Linked DNA regions of Mus musculus: all the other regions are linked to region 1. A link is a loop called in an ENCODE intact Hi-C map of the cell type or tissue named here. Cell type or tissue: left cerebral cortex. All regions are shown on one strand.

The links. Hi-C counts contacts between places; a loop is a spot of excess contacts. Peaks named below come from ENCODE experiments on the same cell type or tissue, not always from the same donor. Only the 100,000 strongest peaks of a DNase experiment are listed, where the experiment ranks them.
Region 2: it touches region 1 in a loop (4-fold over the local background); 3 of 42 quality-filtered maps call a loop at or near these places.
Region 3: it touches region 1 in a loop (2.8-fold over the local background); 3 of 42 quality-filtered maps call a loop at or near these places.

Annotation. Positions count from the first base shown.
Region 1 is chrX:101,950,798-101,958,797 of GRCm38, forward strand. The region is part of intron 1 of Nhsl2 (NHS-like 2); the gene reads left to right. Among named protein-coding and RNA genes, the nearest start is that of Gm25828, 42 kb to the left of the region's middle. In left cerebral cortex, a CTCF peak has its summit at 3,621 (motif pointing right); DNase peaks (open chromatin) are centred at 3,571 and 5,087; H3K4me3 peaks cover 233 bases; H3K27ac peaks cover 960 bases.
Region 2 is chrX:102,473,979-102,481,978 of GRCm38, forward strand. All of the region lies in intron 4 of Hdac8 (histone deacetylase 8), which reads right to left. Gm32262 (a long non-coding RNA gene) reads left to right here. Exons shown (of 14, transcript XR_003953070.1): 10 at 1-8,000. Among named protein-coding and RNA genes, the nearest start is that of Hdac8, 27 kb to the right of the region's middle. In left cerebral cortex, CTCF peaks have their summits at 3,027 (motif pointing left) and 5,157 (motif pointing left); DNase peaks (open chromatin) are centred at 1,199, 1,746, 3,006 and 5,157.
Region 3 is chrX:102,116,058-102,124,057 of GRCm38, forward strand. It overlaps Pin4 (protein (peptidyl-prolyl cis/trans isomerase) NIMA-interacting, 4 (parvulin)), which reads left to right and starts at 3,412. Exons shown (of 4, transcript NM_027181.2): 1 at 3,412-3,507; 2 at 5,611-5,684. The coding sequence starts at 3,465. In left cerebral cortex, a CTCF peak has its summit at 3,087; a DNase peak (open chromatin) is centred at 3,245; H3K4me3 peaks cover 1,266 bases; H3K27ac peaks cover 785 bases.

The DNA of each region.
Region 1 (8,000 bases):
TAAAGAACAATTATTCATCTTTTTTGTGAATTCTTTTGAGCCACAGTCTCAGAATGTAACCCATGCAGGCCCTGAATTCAACGTTCCTTCTATCTCAGCCTCTTGTTGGCAAGAATGACAGGCCTGGGCCCCAATTTCCTGATATGAACAAGTTTTGATGATCAGATACGTGGTCTGGGTTATATGCCCAGCTGTAGATTTGAGTTTGAATTTCTCTTCTTTTCCTAATTTTCAGATTTTTAAAAAAGTTTATTATAGCCGGGTGTGGTGGCACATGCCTTTAATCCCAGCACTTGGGAGACAGAGGCAGGCAGATTTCTGATTTCGAGGCCAGCCTGGTCTACAGAGTGAGTTCCAGGACAGCCAGGGCTACACAGGGAAACCCTGTCTCGAAAAACCAAAAAAAAAAAATTTATTATGGGTGTTAGACATGATCATATGACTCTTTCTTCTTTAATATGCTAACAATGAACTAAATCTTTTGTGTAGAATTACTGTAAAATTCTCTGCACAGTTGGGGGAATTTATCAATACAACCACTGAACCTGGATATTTCTGTTTTGAGTTTTAAACTTTAAATTTGCTTCTCTCATTTTTTATTTTTATTTTTTTAAAGCTCAGATACAATTTTATTATAGCTTAAAATGAAAACCCAAAGTCAGGCAAGTGGCAGACCTCAGAAGCTTCCCAGAAGAGAATGAAGGGGAGAAAGGGGTGCAACTTCAGTTAAATGCACACGGAGATTACCTTATGATAGCAGACAGCTACATGGTGGGACAGGGGCTCTATAGAAAGAGAAAAGAAGCCCATTGTGTTAGGAAAAGCATAGATAGAACAGAAGTAAAAAGAAGCAAAGTCATACTTTCCTGAGCAATTCAGAAAAGCAGACTAGCTTAGGAAGTAGTGTGGCTATGCTCTATAAGAGACTGCAGTAGGGAAATCTGGGAAGGAAAAATACCATATTGCATTAAAGGGATAATTATTCCTCCTGTTTCTTTAGCATAGTATAAGGTCATCCTGCCTTCTGGGGAGTGGTCTTGCCTTCCTGAGGGATGGTCGCTTGGCCAGGTGATTGACCCAGCCAACTGGAATGTGAGGTCCCCATTCAGGCTAAAGATCTATTCTCTTGATCAGAAGGAGTTTCCTTTAATGAGGTCTTTCTCGCTACTCTAATGATACCCCTGCCCCCATGAAGAAAGAGGCAATCCTAAAATCATTAGGAGGTAGGCAGAAAATAGTGCACAGAACCCATTTACACCATGAAAACTTAGTTCTTGTTCCAAAACTGTCCACCAGAAGGGGCCGATGACACTGGAAGAACTCAGTGCAGAGATTTTCAAGTCTATTCGTCTATCCCTAATACAGTAGAGTTGGAAGTCTATACTCTTTTTTTAAAGCCTCGTTCACTTTATCCCAGTTATCAGTGTGCAGTTCCCACTGCACTCTAAATGCCTACTGCTATGTCCATACCACAATCCATTAAGTACTCTGGATTTAATACTTTGTATAGGGAATTGTCTTTCACTTTATTTTCTCTAAAGTGTTTTTTTTAGCATTCTCTTTGCATGCTTCCTGGCTTTAGAATGAGTTTGTTGAATCCAATGAATAATTTCTGTGGCAATTTAGCTGGAATAGTAGTGAGCTTATAGACTGCTTTAAGGAGACCAGACATTTTTTTTCCTCCTTCGTGCAATGTTTTTCTCCTTTACAAAGACCACCAAAGCCTGCAAGAAAGGGAGCCAGGGCTAAAGAACACATAGAACTCACCTCCCTGACTTACGCCCTCCCCTTATTTGTGTCTGTTTGTGAAGGCCTGAACTTCAGACTCCTGAAGTTAAATATTTATTTTAAATCTTTAACAGGCCGTGAACGCTTAGTCTGTTTTTCAGTAGTACCCACGAATAGAGACAATACCTTCTTTTCCTGATCACAAAGAAAAAGAAGATGTAGTCACGTGCATACCTAGTTAAACACTGTCAGGAAATGGTGGGGTGGTGCCTTTCTAGGTAGAGCTCAGGCTGACAGAAAGTCATGGTGGGTGGGGTGGGTGGGAATACCAGTGGATGCAGAAGCATGAAAGGTTACTCATGTCTAACTTTTTTTCTGTGGCTCTAGAGCACCATGTCCGTTCGGTGGTGCTACTAGCCACAGGTACCCACATGGAAACCAAATGGACCTCGATGCTTGGCTCAGGCTGGAGCTGTCTGAATGATTCATCAGGCTCTCTCAGGGTCAAACCTTAGGTCTACAAAGACCTTCAGCATCACGGGGAAGCAGTCGTTAGCTACAGCTTTCCACACTTTCCTCAAAGGGAACAGTAGGACCTGGATTAGGGTTTCTTTGGCTTCCACAAATGCTGTCTGGGCAAGCAGTGCTGTGCCTACCTATGTTCCATTCAGCCCAGAGGATAGGCCGTGCCCTCACAAATCTGGATTCTCTTCTGCATGTTTATTGTCTCCAAAGCAGAGGTGGGACCTTAGCTGCAGGCTGTGATCTGTGTTTCTTACAGTCTAAGGAAACAAGCAATATATTACTAATAAAGAAAATAAAACAGGCAGTGGCAAACACCAGAGGCGGGTGCAAAGGCGATGTGGACTTTAACTGCATAACTTTTTGATCTACTAGTAAATCCTTCTTAACCCCAGAGCCATGTCCATGTCATGCACTTGATTCAACTGCACATCCTGCCAAGGTTCCAGGGTCATCTTAGTTGCCTCTCTCTCTCCCATCTGTTCCAATTTCTGGTGCACATTCCTAACTCACAGCTCCTGCTCCTATTCCCATGCTTAGGTCTTGTTTTGCTTTGCTTTAGAAACAGTCTCACTATTATTCTTAACTATGTTGCTCTGGCTGTCCTATAACTCACTTTGTAGACCAGGTTGGTCTCAAACTCAAGGAGATCTGCCTGCCTCTGCCTCCCAAGTGCATGTGTCACTATGCCCAGCTCTGTGTCCCGCTCCTTAACTCAAAGCATTTCACACACTCAAGCCCCACACCTGTCTGCCTTTCTCATTAGGAGCTATTTTACAGCTTTTAATTTTGAAATGGTAAATGTTTGCTATAATGCTTGAATTTCAAAGTCCTTTATGACATCATCGTTTAACTGACCCTTCCTGAGTGTGTCTGGTGTGTGTGAGTGGAGGAGGGGTGCAATTTGATGCTGTGGAAAGCCCATCTCACCTGAACTTTGGAGTCACACATAACTGAGTCATATAGCCCCTCCCCTATTCTTTAGCGGTTTGTTCCCTGCCTTCGCCCCCATCTTCCCCTGGTCCTCAGTCTCTATCCCCATCAGAAGTTGTAATGAATCGACGCGAGGTTCTGGTGTGTGTGTGGGGGGGGGGGTGAATAATGCTGGGGTTCATACAGGACTGGGGCCCAGGAGGGCAGAGCAGGCCAAGTGTGCCCCGGCTGGTTTGCGTGAGCAGAGCAGCTCTGTGCAGCTCCGCGCGTCACCAGGCGCGTGCGGAGGCGGCAAGAGCGGCGGGCGGTGAGTCATGGTCCCCGCGCACCTCCGGAACTGGAGGCTGCTTGGCGCAGCACAGCCCCCGCCTAGCTCCCTGCTCCTCCCCGCTCCTGGGGCGGACGGGCGGCATGAAAGCCTGATGCCGGGCGGCAGAGGGCGCTGCTGTGCAGCTGCTGGCAAGCCAAACAAAAAAGGCTGGAGCTGCCTCTGGCTGGGAGGGATGAACAGCAGCCCAGAGGCGGGGCGAATGGGGGAATGAATGCCAGGGCAGCCTTGCTGTTTTTAAGAGAAAGGAAGTGTACTTCAGAATGATTCATCCCTGCACAGAGTGATGGGGCAGTGGATCCCCCTACCCACCGAAGGAGAATGCCTTTCTTGCTTAGCCTAAGCTGTCTAAAGTTAGCAGCATTATCCATTCCTTAGAGAGGGTCCCTGATAGAGCGGGTTACCTCTTTTCAAAATGGATCTGCCCAAGGGACTTAGCCTGCAACCTTCTTTCCTCTGATGATTGCCACTTGAGGAAAGTGGCCTAAGATTTGAGCTGACAGTAATGCAGGGCAAGAGAACGTGCTCTACTTATCGGTGACCAACGTCCCACTGTCGTCGTGTTTTTTTTTGTCTTGAAATTGCTCTGTGTGTGTGTCCTTGAGCTTTTGCTCAGGGTAGAACCCAGAGCCTTGTGCATAATAGATAAGTGCTATTCAACTGAGCAACATCCCCAAACCCAAACTTAAGCACCATCATTCATTCATTCATTCACTGTGAACATCTTCACAATGTTTGAAAGCCAGTCACAGTGCAGAGAAGGAAGAGAACCAAATGTTAAAACAATGATCCTTAGCAGAAAACAGCTTATGCTTGACCCGGGACACCTAAGTAAATACATGCAAGAGCTTCATGCTGCACCTTGGAACTGAGTTGTTTTGGTCGCTGATGCATTCTGGGAGCACACAACAGTTACTGACACACAATAGACACTCATTTGTCCAGGGAATGCTAGAGACGTTCAGGAGAGTACATGGGACCCAGAAGAGTCCAGGATGAAGATGTTAGCCAGATGGAGATTAAGACAGAGAGAAAAGAGCCTTGGCAAAATAGAGGTCTCCATCCTCACCTCCCTGTGCCTCCCTTCCCTCATTCAAGGAGAAAAGCAGAGACCTGGCTCTGAATCTAAATGTGCTTCCAGAAATGAGCCCAAGTGTATAGGTTAGGGCCTGGCCAGAGCTTCTGACCTCTGACTTAGCTCGGCTTCAGATTACAAACTTGCCTATTTTCCGTGCTCCTCTCCCCCCCCACCCCCTCACTCTGTCTTCCCTCAAACTCCCCTAGAATAAATTATCTATGACATGAAAGTCTGTACTTGTGTTTTGTCATGAGGTTTATTTTTTGTATTAATTGTATTTCAAAATAAAGGCTTTGTTGTTTACAGATCTTTATACTAGCACAATTTTGCTGTAGGAAAACAAGTCAACACTTTTGTACTAAGAATAAAATAAAAATCCAGCCATAGTTTCACCGTCCAAAGTAGTGCTTGGCGTTTGGAATGCTTCCATTACAATTCACACACACTGGCACTCATCCAGTTAGAACTGGTACAGACTGAATCTTATGTTCCTAAGAAAAACATGAGCTTGGACAGTGGTCTCTTGCCCTCTATCAATAACTCTGATGGCAAGACGTTTTGGCTGAGAATCCCAAACTTGATTCTTTAAGCAGCTGAGGCTCCTCAGTGTAAGTCCTTGGGAAAGTTCAGAGAGCTTTCTCTGAGCCAGTGCTGTTTCCACACCATGGTATGGATGCCTCCCTAAGTCTATTTCAGAGGGCCACAGGAAAGAAGTGCTGAACTCCTTGCTGGGAGGGAAAGGTGGAGAAGGGACCTATTGCCCCACTTGTCCAAGGGAGAATCCCTAAAGCAAGTCCATAACCCTGGGTAACTTTTTGGGAAGCTGATTTTCTCAGCTTCTTTAACGCTTCAATATAAGTATGGGAACTCTTTTCTGTCTTTAGTCCTTGCCTTTCAAAGACACACACACACACACACACACACAGTCCCTGCTTTCAGTGTAACACGTCTTCATATCGAAGGAGCTTAGGTGAATAGTCTAGAGTCAGACAAGGGGTCAGAGATAGATTTGAGACTGGAACATCCTTTCAGACAGTTAAGCTAAAGTGCTCTTAGGTGATTCCTCTATTCAGAAGCTTTTGAGACACCCTCCTCCCTGTAGACTGGAATGGATGATGCTGAGTCTGACAATCAAGGTCCTCCATGGCCTCTTGATTCAGCTCAGCTCTTCTTCCCAGACTGACTTTTCGCTTCCCAGGATCCTCTTCTTCACTCTCTTTCACCATGCTTTAGAGTTCGCTTGTCAGGGTGCCCGAGCTCTCTGAGTTTCTGGGAGATAGGGTGAGAAAGGACTCACTCCATTTCTCAGGCTGGCCTTGAACTTAAGATGTCTATTATGGCTAACATTGATTTTGAAGTTGACAAGATCTGGAATCAGACATTCCTTCCGTCACATTTAGCATCCTCAGTTTCTAGAAACATTGAGTCAAATGAATCCCCCACTTCTTTTGATTATGGGACACTGGGTCCTCAATGCTGCCTCAGATCACCCCAACTCAATGGTCTGTGGCAGCTCACACACAACTGCTTTTTGCACCAACAAAGTCCAACCTGGCTCACTGCTCACTCCATGACCTCCTTTCAGATTGTGTCTTTATAAGCAAGATCTAGGCTCCTGGGAGGGGACAGGACTTAGTCTTAGTCCCCTCTTTATCCTTCACAACTCAAACATCTCACTTTGTCCTTCCTCCACCCTCTCATGGCTTTTCTTTCTTTTTTCTTTTCTATTTTTAAAGGGTTATTTAGTTAATTAGCTTTTCTTTAGGCAGGTCTCATTGTAGCCAGGTAACTATGCTGCCAAGGATGACCTTGAACTCCGAGTCTCCTGCTTCCACCTCCCAAGCTCAGGATTACAGGTGTGCACCACCACTCCCAGCCTTCATTTCTTTTTGGAAATCCAAATGTCCTCTCCCTGCCAGGCATGGGATGGCGGGAAGGCCAAGAGCTCTAGATGGTTCTGATCGACAGGGCACTTCAAGAATGTGAGACCAGAAAATTGATTTTGGGCCCCGGCCAGTAAAAATATTTGTAAAAATGGTTGGCAATTAGGTGGGGCCCACCCATTCCTAGAGCAGATAAGGAGGAGGTGTGTGGTGCTGAGGCTGACTTGAAGAGTCCTGGGGACCAGTGAGAAAGCGAAGGAGCATTGTTCGCATTTTCCAAATGAGCACATAGAAAGGGAAGTCGTGATTATGTAGCTGTTGAAAACAGCATTTCCACTCGTTACCTGAAACAATAGGCGCTGGGAGTGTAGCTCTGAGAGGCGGTGATGTCATGGGAATAGCATGAAACAAGCTGCTTGCAGACCATGACTCTTTGACCTGGGGTTTGGTCCCAGCTCTACCTCTGTTCTTGCTCACTGTTAAACCTCGCTGGGCTATTTCCTTGGCTTAGACTTGGTTTCTTCCTCTCTGATATGGCAAGGTAGGCAGAAGGGTGGTATGTGAGCAGCTTGAACTGTCTGCTTCTTCTAACGCCCTGGGCATTTGAGGTATGTGACAGAGAAAAGCCCAGATCAGGGAAGTACTCTTGGAAGGCAAGACACAGACAAGGTGGCTAGAGAGGTGACAAAGCCTGGTGGCTAGAGAGGTGACAGGGCCTGATCCAGGGTAGGGCCGGTGGTTTGATGACTGTGAAGCTGACATGTTCTGACAGGAACTGACTGAAAAGGTTCTAATAGGAACTGGCAGGAGAAGGGGAGGGGGTGACAAGAAGGATGGAGATTTCATTTGCCTCTGGAGCCCAAGTGAAAGTAATCTCGAGTCCCAGGTTTAGCTCTGCCTGCACATTAAGAGGTTTCAAGCATGTCCTCGCCTCCCTTGGGATCTCAGTGGCCACATGTGTCCAGTGACACCACCCAAGTCATAGACCACCACAACAAGTTGCAAGGGCTTCAGGTTCCAAATTACCTACTAGTTTGCAGGAAATGTCTGAACTCTGTTTGTTTGTCCTGGCTTTTGATTGTTTGTTTCATTTTGTTTTTGAGTTAGGATTCTCTATGGTGCCAAGGTCCTCAAAGTTCTAAAGCTTACATGGGAAGCCTAGGGCCACGGTAGACGTTGTACTGAGAGCCACTGGGGAAGAATAGTGAGGGGAAGCCACAAGTGATGCTAGCAGAAGCAGACTTGGGGACATTCAGAGGTTACACCTAAGGGTGGGCAGTCCCTGAAAAAGAGCTTGCTTCCAGACCCGTCAAAACTTGGCCTATGCAGTATTGAAAAAGCAACCTTTAAAGATCCCAGGTCCCCAAACAATACAGATTGGAGAGCAGTGTGCCTGCAAACCCAAGGCCTCGTGCATGCCAGGCAAGCGCTGATGGGCCCACAGCTTGAACCCTATATTGAAAAAGTTCTTCTTGCACACAAGAACTCAGCTGGAGGTGGGGCTTTGGGTTTGGATAAATGAACTCTA
Region 2 (8,000 bases), 520 kb after region 1:
ATAAGGATTTAGAGAAGGAGATTCAGTGTTGTATGTATTGATAATTTTCTTATTAATTTTCATACAATATTCTTTTCCTCCCCCAACTCCTCCCAGATCCTCCCCATCTCCTACCCATACAGCTTCATGCTCTTACCTGCTGAATGAGTATATTAGCCTTCTCTCTTAAAGCACCTATGCCATCTATGCCAGATAAGCCTTGCCCTCTTACTGATTTTGTTTTATACACAGATACTGATTACTGCTTCGTGCGTAATAAATATTTTCCGCAAGGTAAGGCATGTAACAGCCATAAAACAAACAAAACAAAAACCTGAAAATCAAAATAACCAACTCAGTAAGACAAAAATATACCAGAACATATGCATGTGCGCGCGCACACACACACACACACACACACACACACACACACACACACAGAGTCCATTTTGGGTTGGCCAACTATTCCTGGGTCTGTTCTGGAGTGTGGTTGATATGCCTAATGACACTCCATTGGAGAAAACTGGTTTACAGCTCCCAGAAGACATCAATTGCATATAGCTTCTTGGCGAGTGGTGGGACACTGTGCTCACTTGCCCTTTACAGTGCTGGCACTTTATCCAGTTTAAACTGCGCAGGTCTTTTGTGTGCTGTCACCCCTTTAATCCCAGCACTTGGGAGGCAGAGACAGGTGGATTTCTGAGTTTGAGGCCAGCCTGGTCTACACAGCAAGTTCCAGGACAGCCAGGACTACATAGTGAGAGCCTGTCTCACCCTCACCACACCGTCCCCCTCCGCCCTCCAAGGATCTAGAAAAGGAAGAATAAGTGAATCCATTACTGTAAGGTAGGGCTGGTTAACATATCACACACACATACACATGCACACACACACATACACAAATACAGATACACACACACATATACACAGACACACACACACACATAAACACACAATACACACATACATACACACACACATACACACACACACACACACAAACACACACACACACACACACACACACACACATATTCATCCCACCATTTCCGTGTCTAATGTCCAAACGTTCCTATGCTATTTTTCTCTGGGCTCTTTCCTATACCTCTTCACGACTCCTGCAGCCCCATTCACGTGGCTGTCAAATGCACAGCACTTGTGAGAACTGACTCAGACTCGATGGCTTTTACAGATCAACCTTTAGTATTTACAACTGATTGTTTCCTCTCCCAAAGGCGAAGGAAAAACCAGAACTCCTTCTTTTACTTTATTTCACATTTCTGTCCAACAAGCTTTAGAGATGTATATGTTCTATAAACGTAAGATAGAAACTGGGATAGGAACCAAGAACCCAAGTCTCTTTGCTTTAGTTTCTTTTCTACCGCAAAATTGCTAGTCTAACCTACTGCCTTCAATAGGAATGTTAGCACAATATATCTAAAATGCATTTATAAAAGTAAAAAGTATTACCTATTCTAATTATACACTTCATATTTTTCTTTCAATGAGACTCAAATTCTGATTTAATATAGCTAAATAAATCAGTTCTATGCACACCTGCTTCTCTCCACACAAAATATGCATGTACACAAAACACAGGCACCTGATTATGGGAAATCAGAAATTAGGCCCACATAATGGATTTTCTTTTAACCACCCACTCGACATTTATAGTCCACTTTAAGGGCTCCATGCCTAGAATTGGCAGCTCTAGGAACAGTGAGATCAGTTTGTCTACAGTTGTTCCCAACCTTTTTTGGCTCTGGTACACCTACACTTGCTTCCAAAAATATACCCCACAGTCTGGTGCTCAATGGAATGAAAATCTTCCCTGAGCTAATAGAATATAAAACAGGGGAGGGAACAGACATAGCTCTGTATTTCCGGGTACTCGTACAACACAGTGAGGCAAAGCAGCGGAAAGGACATGACTGGTGCAGCACTGGGAGAAAAGGGGTTTCCAGCTGCTCCCTCGACACACTGCTTTAGGAGAGACTTACATGTATCGATCTCCAGCCACCAGTTTGGTCTTCTCTGAGACAGAGGATATAGTTTTGAAGAGATGGCTAGCTCAAAAAAAGAAAAATGGTGTGGCCAGTAGTACCATTTGAGCATATGAAAACTAATGGGTTTATACAAGGTCAAAAAATCACGCTTTGGGCCCTACTTGGAATGTATTGTAACTGCCTGAGTTAACTAGCTATAGATAATGCCTAGAAGAAAACTGATTTTAAATCAGAAACAAAAATGCGATCGAGGGCATAACTCAGATAAATCGTTCAGTCTCAGTGAGCCGCCTTCAATATTGAGCCTATTCCAAGTTGTGCCCAGTAAGAGGCAAAGATCCTTTATTTCCCTGGGCACTCAGAATTGTTCATAATTTATACCATTGCTCTCAATAATTTTATTTCTTGGGAGTTGAATCTCAACAATTTATGTCATAATTCATGTAATTAACATGCATTTCTTAGAATGTTTTTACTAAATTTTGATAATGCTTATCGTAAAATTTCTTTGCTTTTGAGGGCAAACAGAAATCTTTGAAGTTAAATGATGTTACCTTCTTTATGAATATAAATATATCTTGTAGAAAATTTACTGCAGGGGAGTCCTGGTCAGGATATTAATAATAAGAATTTAGCAACCTCCATGATACTGCTTAGATCAGTGCAGCTTCAACCTTCCTAATGCTACAACCCTTTAATACAGTTCCTCATGTTGTGGTGACCCCAGCCATAACATTAGTGAGAACCACTGGCTTACATGAAACCGTCATCATCTCTTACAAAAAGGATGCTGGAGAGAGCCATGTGCTGCCCCACAGCATTCCTTCATGTAGTATACGCTCTAACCTGTCTACAATACATCCTATATTACCAGAAGATAAAATTTGGCTTTGTGGGGAGCTGGAGAGATGGCTCAGAGTTTAAGAGCACTGACTGCTTTTCCAGAAGACTCAGGTTCAATTTTGAGTGGCTCACAATAGTCTGTACCTCTAGTCCTGGAAGCGGGTAGGAGATGATCTCCCGCCCTCTTCTGGTCTCTGCAGGTACTGCATGTACATGTTGCCTAGATACATGCAGGCAAAAGATGAATACACATAAAAATTAAAAACCTGAATTTTGTAAAATAAATTCATATTTTTATTATTGTCATGCCATTAAGGTATATCAGACAAGACCAGTTTTAAACTGATCTCAATTTATGCCTTACTTAGATTTTTCCCTAGTTTCTAGAACAATTTAAAGAGCCATATCCCTTAATTCTTAAAAGGCACAGAAAATAAAGGTTTGTGGAATTGTAACAAAGGACAGCTAGGAAGTAAATGTAGCTTGCTGGCATCCCAAGTAAGTCAGTAGTATCAACTGTGTAAGAATTGTGTGCATAATTAGATTAAAATTTGAGGACATGGCGGCGGGGGGGGGGTGACTTTTACTTGGTGATAATGACCAAAATATGGAAATCTGGAAAGCCAGGCTGCAGAACAAGTACATGCTGGAAAGCCGGGGCCAGTGCTTCTCTGGGTGCCACCATCTGCTCCTTGCACCAGAGTTCTGGGCTCTTCTTCCAGTTAAACAGAAATTGAGAATGAGAATTCTTACTATTTCAGACATTAGAAAAAGGAGAAAAGAAATCAGTCAGGTACAGATACGGACTTTGAATCTGGATCTACAATCCCCACTTGACTTTCCTGAGACAAGGCGATGACAGCATGAGCTGGCTGACTGTGGAGAACAGAAAGGCTTTCTCCAAGAGATCACGAATGGAAGGCTAGTCCCCCCTCCTTTAGCAAGGAGCAGCTCCAGGAACTATTTGGAATTAATGTTAAAATAGATGCCAGAGGAAAAATTAAACTAAAGCCAAAGAGGTGCTAAGAACCAAAAAAAGAAGACTTGGCTGTCATCCGGCTCCTTTGAAAAGATACCACGAAACAGATTAGAAAATAGATAAAATAACCTAAAATAATACTATATTGAATAATATGAGCAGTACTCTTGAAAACTGAAAATCATGAAAAACAAGGAAAGTTTTAGAAGCTTCAAAAGCCAAGAGGAACCTGGGCAGACATCATGAGTAAATGTATGGCGGCCTGGTTGGGATCCTAGTACTGAAAGAAAAGGAACCCAAAGGAAAACTTAGCTGCTGTCTGAATAGACTGTGGAGTGCAGGTAACAACTGTGCGCCAGCATTGATTCCTTAACGGTCACAAGTGTACCATGCTCGTGTGAGATACTGAATGCAGAGAAAACTGTGCGGGGTATAGGAACGCTCTACGAGGTGCCCATGTTTAAATACCTTCACATTTTTTCTAGTAAGTAAAGTTTATTAGAAAATCCTATTTCTAGGTTATTTGAAATTATTCTATTAATGAAAAAAATCCCTAAACTGAGGGTCCAACTCAGAGGCCTAGATTAAGGGCAGTAAAAGACTTTAACCATGACATGACAACAGGTCAAGGAGTCCACATTCCTCAGGAAGCCAGCACAGATAGTTCCGAATCCAGACCTAAGATCCCTTCAGCGAATGTCAGCAGGGTCAATGATTACGAAGACAATAAAGCTGTCTGCTAAACTTTGCTCATCCCAAACAACTTGAGAGCCCTAAAGCACATTGCAGACAGTAATGCAATCTCTGTGTGCAGAAGTAGAGCTAATGATTTCCATGGTATCAAACAAGCTCAGGAAATAGGACCTTTATCAGCTGTCACTGGCCCAGGAAGTGGAGTGTGGGAGGAGGCGGAGGCGGAGAAGAACACAGGCAGCCCAAGCAGCCACCCAACTTATCCTGTGGTCTGACACTAGCCTTTACAAGAGTAAAGCAACAGACTCCATGACTCTTGCTCTTCTTGCCTAATGATTCTTTAAGAACAAAGTACCATGAATATAATATTTATTAGTAGTTTATAAACTCTGAAGGGTGATTTCTCAAGGGAAATCAGCGGGCCACAGTTACCTAGTAAAACAGATGTCAAGGTGACAATATGTTGATTCTAAACATCCATCCTTCCATTCAAATCACAAATATTTATTAAAGACACACGAAAGAAGTCAGTTCAGGAGAACGCTCTGAACTGATGGAAGAGTTTAGATGACAATTGGACCAATAACTAGAAAAGCGAATGAAGGTAAGAGAATTTCATTTAGAGAACATTCTTGCTTAACCTTGCGCTCCCTCTAGTGGTCTCTTGGTTAAAATGCAATGCTTATGTAACAGCTCAGTCAGTTAATGGTTGATAAGCTCAACTACACTACAAAGGCTTATCTAAGTTTGGGATGACACTAATCTCTTTTCCCTCTCTCCTCCTCTCCCCACCCCAGCCTCTCTCTTTCCTCCCCTCCCCACTATCTCTATGTTCTGATAATTTCATTCAGTCTGTTAAGAGATTATCATTGATTCAGCCAACACATATCGGAGCATACCTTGATAAGGTAGTAGCTAATCTTTGCAGTTTAATTTATTTTCTATTTTCTAAACATTGACAATCAATAATTTGATCGGTAATGACATAAGAACATACCCCAAGGACTAAAATCAGTATTTCTTACTTTTACTTTTCTGCCATCTCTTCAACATTCACACTCATTTGTCCTTATAAACATTTTTATTGAATATTTGCTATATGCTAGGTATGATTCTAGGCAGTGAAGCGACAGGTATAAACAGGGAGGCCCCACTGAGAATGTGGTATGCAAGGACCCAAAGGGACTGAGGTGGCTTTTGGGGGGGGGGCAAGGAAGAAATAGGAATGGCAAGGGCAAAGGCCTAGGGGTGAACACAAGGAGTCAGTGAAGGAAGAGAGTAATAGTTCACCAAGGGACGGGATACAGGAGTATTTGGTAGGGACGAGCAGACCAGAGCATGGACTGTTTTGTTTTACTCTATGTGAAATGGGGAGGCAGCCAGCCAATGCAGCATGACAAGCCAAGGAGTGACAGGATCTAATTTATGTTGTGACAGGGTCACTGTGCCTGTTCTGCACAAAACAGATCAAAGGGACAAGGCTAGAAGCAAGAACACTGTCTGGGCAGCTGCTGTAATACAGTAAGAGAAATGTTAGTAGCTTCCACGGGGAGGAAGAATAAAGACCGACTGTAGACATCTGAAGACAGAATTACTGCCCCCCCCCTTTTTTTTAAGTATCTAAGCGATCGAATGTGACTCATGAGCAGGAGGAGTCAAGAATGACCCAAACATGTTTGGCTTCATAGGTCTCAAGGATGGATTATTTTTTTGATATATACTGAGTTTAGGATATCAACCTGACAACCAACAATCAAGTCACGTTGACCATTCTGTCATGAATCTGAGTCAGGAATCCTCATAGTCCAGATTTCTCTTAGCATTCTTGTCTCCCATTTTCCTACCAGATCAGCTCATTCAACTCTACGTCCATCATTCAGTGGCTTTTCTAAGACCAAAGCACCAAACTTGCCAATATTCCAGCCACAAAACAATTCCAAAGGCCCAAGAATCAAGCAGTCAGATTTACCCCAGCAACGGGGTCCATGTCCTGGTACCAATCTTAGGTTCTTTTCCTGATGCTGTCATAAAATACTCTGACAAAAGCAACTGTAATGGAAAGGGGCTTTATTTTAGCTTAGAATTCCAGATTACAGTTCAGCATGGTGGGAAAGAAAGCCAAAGCATCAGGAGCTTGGAGCAGCAGTCACATTACATCCAGCCAGAATAGGAATGAATGCATGCTGCCTTCCTTCCTCTTCTCTAGTCATCTAGTCCAAGAGCCTCTGAGGATAGTTCTGTTCACAATTAAGATGGGTTTTCCTACATCTATTAATGTAATCAAGATATAACCGCCCGCTCCCCGCCCCTACACAGGCACGCCAGAGGCACATCTCCCAGACAATTCTAGTTCCTGTCAAGTTGATTTAATGTTAAAGTGTTAATCATTACAGTACCTGTACCTGTATATTTTTATGTGTGAGCATGTGTGTGGGTGATGTGCACGGAGGCGCAAGGTTGACATCTGATAGCCTCCTCATTGTTCTCCACATTATTCACTGAGGCAGGGTTTCTTACTGAACCCAGAGCACACTGGATACAGGATACCCACCCTGCTCTGGGGATTTGAGCTCTACTTTCTGAGCACCAGAATTACAGGCAGGCCACCACACCTACTTAGCATTCACATGGATTCTGAGGATCTGAACCTTTGTCCTCATGGCTTGGCAGCAACTGCTTTATTCACTAAGCCATCACCTTAGCCTTGATGTACTTTTTGATTGCTGTTTCCAGCCTCAGCTGAAAACAACATTTCTTCCTACTTAGACAAGGAACTGGGTATTTTTGAAGTTCCCCTTTGTTTTTACTCTCAGCAGTCAAGTCAATGACCCAGGGTCATTTATTTATTCATTGAGACAGGCTCTTACTACATACCCCAGGCTGGTGTCACATTTACAGCAATATTCCTGCCTCTATCCCCAGGTACTGTGATGTTAGGCATGTTCCAACACGCCTGGCTGGTTCACTAAGTTCTACTGGCAATGCCTGCAAGACTGCTCTCTAGCACTATCCTTTCACATCTGCTGTTGCTATCTTTGTTCATGCTTTCATGACCCCTTCTCTGGCCACTGAGCAAAACGGTATGACCTTTCTGCCTTCATCAGTGGGAATGGACATTGTAGTCCAGCAGCTCCAGGGTCAGGAGGTGGGAGCAGAGGAAGAGACAGGGACTAAGTCTTGGTATTTGGGTCTTAAAGTGAATACCACTCCCACACTTGAGAGAGTGCTAATGTTGCATGGGGTAAGCATATGTATAATAGTATTACTGGAACAGTGTCCCCAACACTCCACCAAACTATTTCTTGGTCAACAACTCTGCCAGTGAATCAGGTAGTAGACCAGTTGTGAACCTGTTAGAAATCTGGCTCTCTTCAATGGCACAACCAATCTCTCATTATTCTATCAAAATAAATAAATGAGTATGATAAATAAAATAACTGCTCTCTCTTTCAGATTTTAGTTGCTGGCGCTTACTACAGAGTCCAATGAACTACACCATG
Region 3 (8,000 bases), 170 kb after region 1:
TTCTACTGTTTTTAAGATAGGCGCTTATGTATCCCAGGCTGGCCTTGGCTATAGAGCCAAGGCTGGACTTGAGTTTCTTATGTACCTACCTGTATCTCCTAAGTGTCAAGAATTAAAGCATGTACCACTTATACCTGCCTATTGCCTTTCTTGAATTAAAAAAAATACATAACAAGAGATATAACAGCATATGTTAACAGATGAAAATGAAAGTTATAAATTCACATTTCAAATACTGCAATTTTCACCATTTTTTTCACCAAGTTTTTTATGATGTATACTGGATAGTTGACATCATATATAGCTTTTGGTTGTTTGTTTCTGGTTTTTCAAGACAAGGTTCTCTGTGTAGCCCTGTCTGCCCTGGAACTTGCTCTTAGACCAGGCTGGCCTCCAACTCAGAGAACTGCCTGCCTCTGCCTCCTGAGTACTGGGGATTAAAGGCATATAACACCACCACCTACCTATAGTTTTTTTTTTTTTTAAGCTAGGATCTCATGTAGCCCAGGCTAGCCTCAAACTCACAATGTAGCTGAGGATGGTCTTGAACTTCTGATTCTCCCACCTCTACCTCCCAAGACTATATGCCAACACATGCATGTTGCTGGGCATCCAATCCAGGGCTTCACATGGTGCTGGGCATCCAATCCAGGGCTTAATACTTGCTATGCAAGCACTCAACCAACTGAGCCTGAGTACACGATTTTATATATGTCCGGTTGGACCTGCAGTGGACAACTGTTTATTCTTTTCCTGGAGCTATTGCTCTTCAGGCACTGCTTTGGACAAATTCAGTCATACACACAGGCTTGATTATTGTCTTTGTAGCCATGATTATCTACTGCAATACAGTTTCACAAGGTTCCAAGTCAGCTGTATCATCCATTCAAGTTTTGTCCTGTTCTGCATGTGTGTGGGTGCATGTACACATATATGCACATAAGTGTGTGAGCATGTGGAGGTCAGAGGTCAACCTTGAGAGTCATTCCTCAAGAGTTCTCCATCTTTTTGAAATCAAGTCTGTCACTGGGACCTGGGAATTGCTGTTTCAGATAGATGAGTGATCTTCCTGTGACCGACTCCCTAGCACTGAGATGATGAGCATATACTGCCACACTCAGGTCCTCACGCTTGCATGGTGGGCACTTCACTGACTAAACCGTAGCTCTGGAGCCTGTTTTTAACACCCCCACCCCTGTTTGACAGATCCTAGCTGTGTAGCCCAGGCTGACCTCGATCTTTTGGCCTCAACCTCCTTAGTGCTAGAGTGGTGTGTACCACCATGGCCAGCTTTCATAATGACTTTTCACTGAGGCTTGAATGCTGGCTTGCCACGTTCCCACTCCAACACTGGTGCAGCCACTGCTTACAGGGAAGGCCAGTCCCAACTAAAATCAAAGCAAAAGCAAACACAAAGACATAATCTGATCCACTTGGCCCTAAGCAAGAATCAACCATATTACTGTTGACTACCCCACCCCATCTCTCAACCAGACCTGGGAAGTCAGTAGATGGGGGTTGGGGTTCCATTTCTGATGTGGAAAAGCAATGATCCCTTCCATATCGGGAACCTTCTCCACAGCTGATACTATCAATCTGAAATAAGGAGGGACCAAAATTCATCCAGAAGTCATAGCATCATAAAACAAAGGGGCCCACGAGTCACCTCCACATCCAGCAGAGACTATTCAAAAGCTAAATTTAGCTTAGGTTGGTGGGACAGGCCTATAATCTAGCATTCAGTAGGCAGAAGTGAGAGGATTGGAAATTTAAGACCAGTTTGGGCTGCATAGTGGGATCCTATCTAAAACAAACAAACAACAACAACAACAAAATTTTAGCCTGGGGTGTGGCTCAACCATAAAGCTCTTGCCTGGCCTTGGTGAGGCCATGAATTTGATCACCAGTATTGCAAAAACAGACAAAAACTAAGCTGAGTCAGATAGCCAAGATAGGACAGTGATCTCATGGAATAGAGGGAAAGATGTCATATACGAAAATTATTGGTAGAGGAGGGGAGGATTGTGGGGGAAAGAGAAAAATGTATCCAAGTGGCACATGATTCCCACCACTTGAGAGGCAGAAGCAGGAGGACATAGTAAGTTCCAGAACAGTCTAGGCTACTAAGCAAGACCTGGTCTCAAAAAGAGAGACTGAGTGAGAAAGAGAGATCAAGAGCACATTGGGATGCAAATTCAAAAGCTATTCATCTTAAGTAAACGCCCCCAGTTAGTCATCGACTATGAAATTATTTCTCATGATACTCCATAAGCAGATACTTTAACAACACCATCTCGCAGAAGATGGAAACTGAGCCCAAGAGCGTCTTCAAGGTCACAGGACTAGTAGAAGGGGTTTTAAAGCAGGTCATGTGCCTCCAGAATCCAAGCTTTAAATTGCCTTATGCTGTGCTGTCATACAAACTTTGAGCTGGAAGGTGGTGGCACATATCTTAAGCCCCAGCAGTTAGAAGATAGAGGCAGGCAAATCTCTGTGAGTTCCAGGACAGCCAGGGCTACATACAGAGAAACCCTGTATCAAAAGAAAAAAGAAAGGAAGCAAAGAAGGAAGGAAAGAGAAAGGAAGGAAGGAAAAAAGAAAAGAACTCTGGAAAAATACAGAGACATGAATACTATATAGATTGACACGAGTGGTCACATGCTATCCTGCTGAACAGCATTAATGCCTTGTTTGTCTTTTAGGTGCATAGATTATGTTCTCCAGGATATATAACTTTAAAAAATCACATTCTACATCTTGGTCTATAATCTTCCTTAAGGCTATTTCTGTACACACAGCTTATAATCGTTATTTTAAAATTAATTTAGGCTGCTTCCAATGTTTCTCCATGACAGACTTCTGCCTGTCACAGGCAATGGGATGATAGGCTTTAAAAAAAAAATTCCATCTTTTGTACCCCATCAACTACTGCTGCAAAAATATAAACAAACAAGTAAGTAAGAAAAGCCATTAGGGAGTGCAGGTCTGTGTCAGTCGGAGAGAGGACGGAAGAAGGCCATTATCTAAACTCCCTCTGCTGTCCCTTTGTCTAGAATCCCCAAAGCAAAAGCCCACGCCAAAGAACTGCAGTGGCCTGAGGCTCGCACTGCGCATGCACAAAAAAGTGGGCGGGGCGAGAGAGAGCAAAGAACAAGTGCAAATGAGGGCAAGTAAAAGCTTTGAAGAACAGAATAGAGGCTGCGCTTTCTCGTCTCTGGGCAACCTTTGTTCCCGCCTCCCCGTAAGGCTTCGGCTTCTCATTGGTCTAACATCTCTAGCTCCTATAGGTCAAAGAACCAAAGGACTGGGTCTGTTCCAAGCTATGCCTGATTCTGGAACCGCAGCAGAAATAGTTGATTGTGACGCTGCTTTCAGGCATTGCGGAGGACATACCTGTGGGGCCTGAGGGGTCCTTTTGCTAGCACCGGAACAGTTGCCGGAGAGTTCATCCGCCAGCTTAAGAGATGCCGCCGAAGGGGAAAAGTGGTTCTGGAAAAGGAGGGAAAGGTAGACCTGCCGAGACAGTCATGGAGCGAGCGTAGGGGTGGATGGGGAGAAGGACAGGAGTAGACCTGCAGCTGTGTGGGGTGGGGGAGGGAGGTGATCATAAGCCGGACAGCAGGGCCACCGGGAGCACCCTGAGCCGCTGTGGTTTATGTTTGGGCTTCTTGTGGTAAGGAAAGATCAGTGCGTGAGGAGCTGCTGTGGTTCAGGGTATCCATGAGGTTTCAGTGCAGGGACCCTCGTGGCGGGCAATAGAAGCTGCTGGGGATGGTTCCTCGTGACCTGGGGTTTATTCCCACTAAAATTGAATCTGATGAAACGCCAGCAATAAAAGGAAGCCTACACTAGTGATCAATCTAGTCCATCTAGGCCTCTTAACAACTAACAGGACGTACCTCCCCCCCCCTCCCCTCCCCTACACACACACATGAGGAGGGACTCGCTTCTTGAAGACCGTTGTTGGGGACAACATTGTGCTTTCAGGCTAGAAAACTAAGACAACTCTTATTCATCGCTGGACAATGTGGGGAAGATAGTAGCCTCTAAGTACTGTGCCGAATGTAGTTGTGAGAGTTATGTTATAGAAGGTGGAAAGAGGGTAAAGAAACAAACTGGAGATACTTTGGGCAGGCTGAGATAAGCAGCAGCAATAGGGTAAAGAGTCCTCAACCCGGAGAGGCCAGCCCCAAAGGCAGTTTAGTATAGCATCGCTGAAGTAAAACTTCAAAACAAATAAGCAAGTTGGGGAAATTAAAACAGAAGAAAACTAAATCATGAGGTGTGCTGTATATGGTGTTAATTAAGGTTGGTTAGGGGCCAGGAGGTCCTTTAAAGAGATGATTTCAAGCCGGGCAGCGGTAGCGCACACCTTTAATCCTAGCACTTGGGGAGGCAGAGGCAGGTGGATTTCTGAGTTCGAGGCCAGCCTGGTCTACAGAGTGAGTTCCAGGACAGCCAGGGCTACACAGAGAAACCCTGTCTTAAAAACAAACAAACAAACAGAGAGGGGAGAGTAGTGAGGGAGAGAGAGAGAGAGAGAGAGAGAGATGATTTCAGTAGTTCTGGTAAGAGAGAGAGTTGGCCTGAACTAAGATTGTGGTTGTAGGAACCCAGAGAAGAGACAAATAAATGGAGTGTAGTAGAGTGATACCCCAGAGGTCCAAGGAACCAAGATGTTGTAAAGAAAGGTCTGAGAAATGGGTGAGGCACTGCAGAGACATGCCACAGCAGTGGGAGGCTGAGGAGGACCTGAGTGTGAGGTCACCAGGGGTACACTGTCCTTTAGCTGCTCAGCTCCTGTTCATCCATCAGGTGGTACCTGGCTAGCTGACATATGTGTTCCCTTCCACAATTTCTCGCTTGTCGGACTCTCAGAATGTGGTCTCTCTTCCTCACTGGGATACGAGCTCCTTGGCTGCGGCTTTGAATCCTATTCACTGTGTACCCCCAAGAACTTGAACTGGGGAATTATTTAGGAAACAGTTGTTAAACTAAATACTTAATTTAATCTTAGACACCTTGGCCTCTAACACTTAATATGCTGCCTTCGACACAAAACTTAAAAGAAGTAAGATGTGCTACCAATGCTTGATAGCCTGAATGTAGCAGATTCCAGGAGGATATCAGTAGCTGTTGTGGTAGACTGAAGGGGAAAAGAATGCACACACACACACACACACACCAAGCACTCTGAAATAAAACCAAACCCCTCAAAATGCATTGTTGGAGATTTTGCATGTTAGAATTTCAGGTGTCAAACACACTGTCACAGAATATAATAGAAATTGTATTATTTTATATAATGGCAGTGTTAAGTTAGAAGGCAAGATTTGGAATGGAGTCTAAAGAATCTGGCCCAGGCTTCTGGAGTGCCTGCATCCATGCCCACACTCATTTCTTTATCTGTTTTCTGTGAAGTATTTTGTTCGGCACATTTCCTGTTATTAGAGATGAGTCACAGAGTAAGTTAACTTGATTGCATGACTCACCATGTAGCCTTTTGGAACTTGGGGCTGTAATGGATGGGTTACCTTGTGTTATGAGTTGGACCTATCTATAAATGTCAAAGTACAGTCGAAATGAGTTCCTATCCTCTCTTTTCTAAAGGAGGTGCAGCCTCTGGGAGTGACAGTGCTGACAAGAAGTCTCAGGGTCCTAAAGGTGGTGGCAATGCAGTAAAGGTGAGTTATCTTATGTGTCTCCTCTTTTCCATGTAAAGTATTAGTAAGTGGGTATGCATAGAAAAGACAGTGTGAGTAACCTGTCCTTATCTATGAGGCTTAATACTAAGTTAAATTCAAGATGATACAAAACTGGAAACCAAAAACCAGTCTCACTTTTAAAAGGTAGAATTTTCACACTTCTAGCACTGTTCCTTTAAATGTGTTAACTTAGCGACTGGGGTTTCAGCCTCGGTCATTAAAGTGCTTGAGAAAAGACCTAAGCCTAGTTGGTGAGTTTCAATCCAGTGAAAGACCCTATCTCAAAACGAAAAAGGGGGTAGATGGCACCCTAGAAAGGATTATCTTCTGACCTCCAGATGCACATGCACACACATTTGTTACTTTGACCATGGGTGGGAGATAGTCCCTGTCTTGGTTAGGGTTTTACTGTTGTGAACAGATACCATGACCAAGGCAAGTCTTATAAAGGACAACATTTAATTGGGGCTGGCTTGCAGATTCAGAGGTTCAGTCTGTTATCAAGGAGGGAGCATGGTAGCAATCCAGGCAGGCATGATGCAGGCAGAGCTAAGAGTTCTACATCTTCATCGAAGGCTGTTAGCAAAATACTGGCTTCCAGGCAGCTAGGGTGAGGATCTTAAGCCCACACCCACAGTATCCCACCTGCTCCAACAGGGCCACACCTCCTAATAGTGCCACTCCCTGGGCCAAGCATATACAAACCATCACAGTCCCCAGATTATTACTGGAAGCGCTTAAGCAACCAATCCCATGGGAGTGTCTGCAAACAGAACTGTACTACTATGGCTATCTAACAAGGAGTTTCCATGTTTGGGTCAGGATACAGGAGGTAAAAGAAAATAGATTTCATTGCTTCTGCCTACAAATTCAACCATACACATGCAGCATAAAAGGGGGAGAGAAAGATGGAGAGAAAATGTGAACTGAGCTGTTCTACTCAGTAGACCTATGCCTCAGAAATATAGCAGAAGATGAAGTAGTCATTGTTACAGTCTGGAGTGGGAGGCATCTGGCTCTGTTGGGCTTCCTGAAAGCTGGCATGTTGGTCTTCATAATGGATAAGGTTATTTGGGCTATGTGCACTCTTTACTGAGTTGTACTGACGATCAAACCTTCCAACCTATGAGACTACTGTAGCACATATAGCTTCAAGTAGCCATCTGGTCCCCTCACAAAGAGCCAAGTCCAGTATGGCACTATGGTAGATAAATGGAAAAGAATGGCATGTAATTAAGGTAGGAGGGTAGATCAGGATTAAGTTTTTATTAAGCTTTTTGTTTAATGCCTTTATATTTTAGCCTGATTCCCTCAATAGTAACATCTTCTAAAACTATAGTTCAATGGCATGGTCAGAATACTGACACTGATTCAGAATATTGAGCTACCCCTCAAGCCTTCCACCCTATATAAAGAGCCTCCTGTTGCTCCTTTATTTTTGTAAAGATTTATTTTTATTTATATGAGCACACTGTCACTGGCTTCAGACATACCAGAAGAGGGTATCAGATCCCATTACATATGGTTGTGAGCCACCATGTGGTTGTTGGGACTTGAACTCAGGACCTCTGGAAGAGCAATCATTGCTCTTAACCGCTGAGCCATCTCTCCAGACCGTGTTGCCTGTTTATAACTTTATAACTCCTTCTGCTTTTACCCCAACACATACCTTTTTTTTTGTTTTTTGGTTTTTTTGTTTGTTTGTTTTTTGAGACAGGGTTTCTCTGTGTTGCCCTGGCTGTCCTGGAACTCACTCTGTAGACCAGGCTGGCCTCGAACTCAGAAATCCACCTGCCTCTGCCTCCCAAGTGCTGGGATTGAAGGCATTCGCCACCACTGCCCAGCATACTTTTTCTTTTTGAGACAGTCTTCTTTTGCCCAGGGTGGCCTCAAGTTCATTATGTAGCAAAGGATGGCTTTGGATTTATGACCCACCTGTTTCTACCTCTCAAATGCTGGAATTAGAGGCTTCTAACCTATCCCTGTCTTTCTATCCCATTTTGAGTGAGTTTTTTGTTATTATTATTTTGTGTGTGGGGTGGGGTTGTTGTTTTAAGACAGAGTCTCACTGTGTAGCCCTGGCTATCCTGAAACTTACTATATAGACTCGGCTGGCCTCAAATTCACAAAAATCACCTGCCTCTTCCTTCCAAGTGTTAGAACTGAAGGCGTGTGCCACTATGCCCAGTCTTTAATACTTTCAAGAATGTAACATTGGATGGAATCATATAGTTTATGACCTTTGGCGAGTGTCAGTGTCATTTTCTGGTGGTTCCATTGCGGTTGTTGTGACAA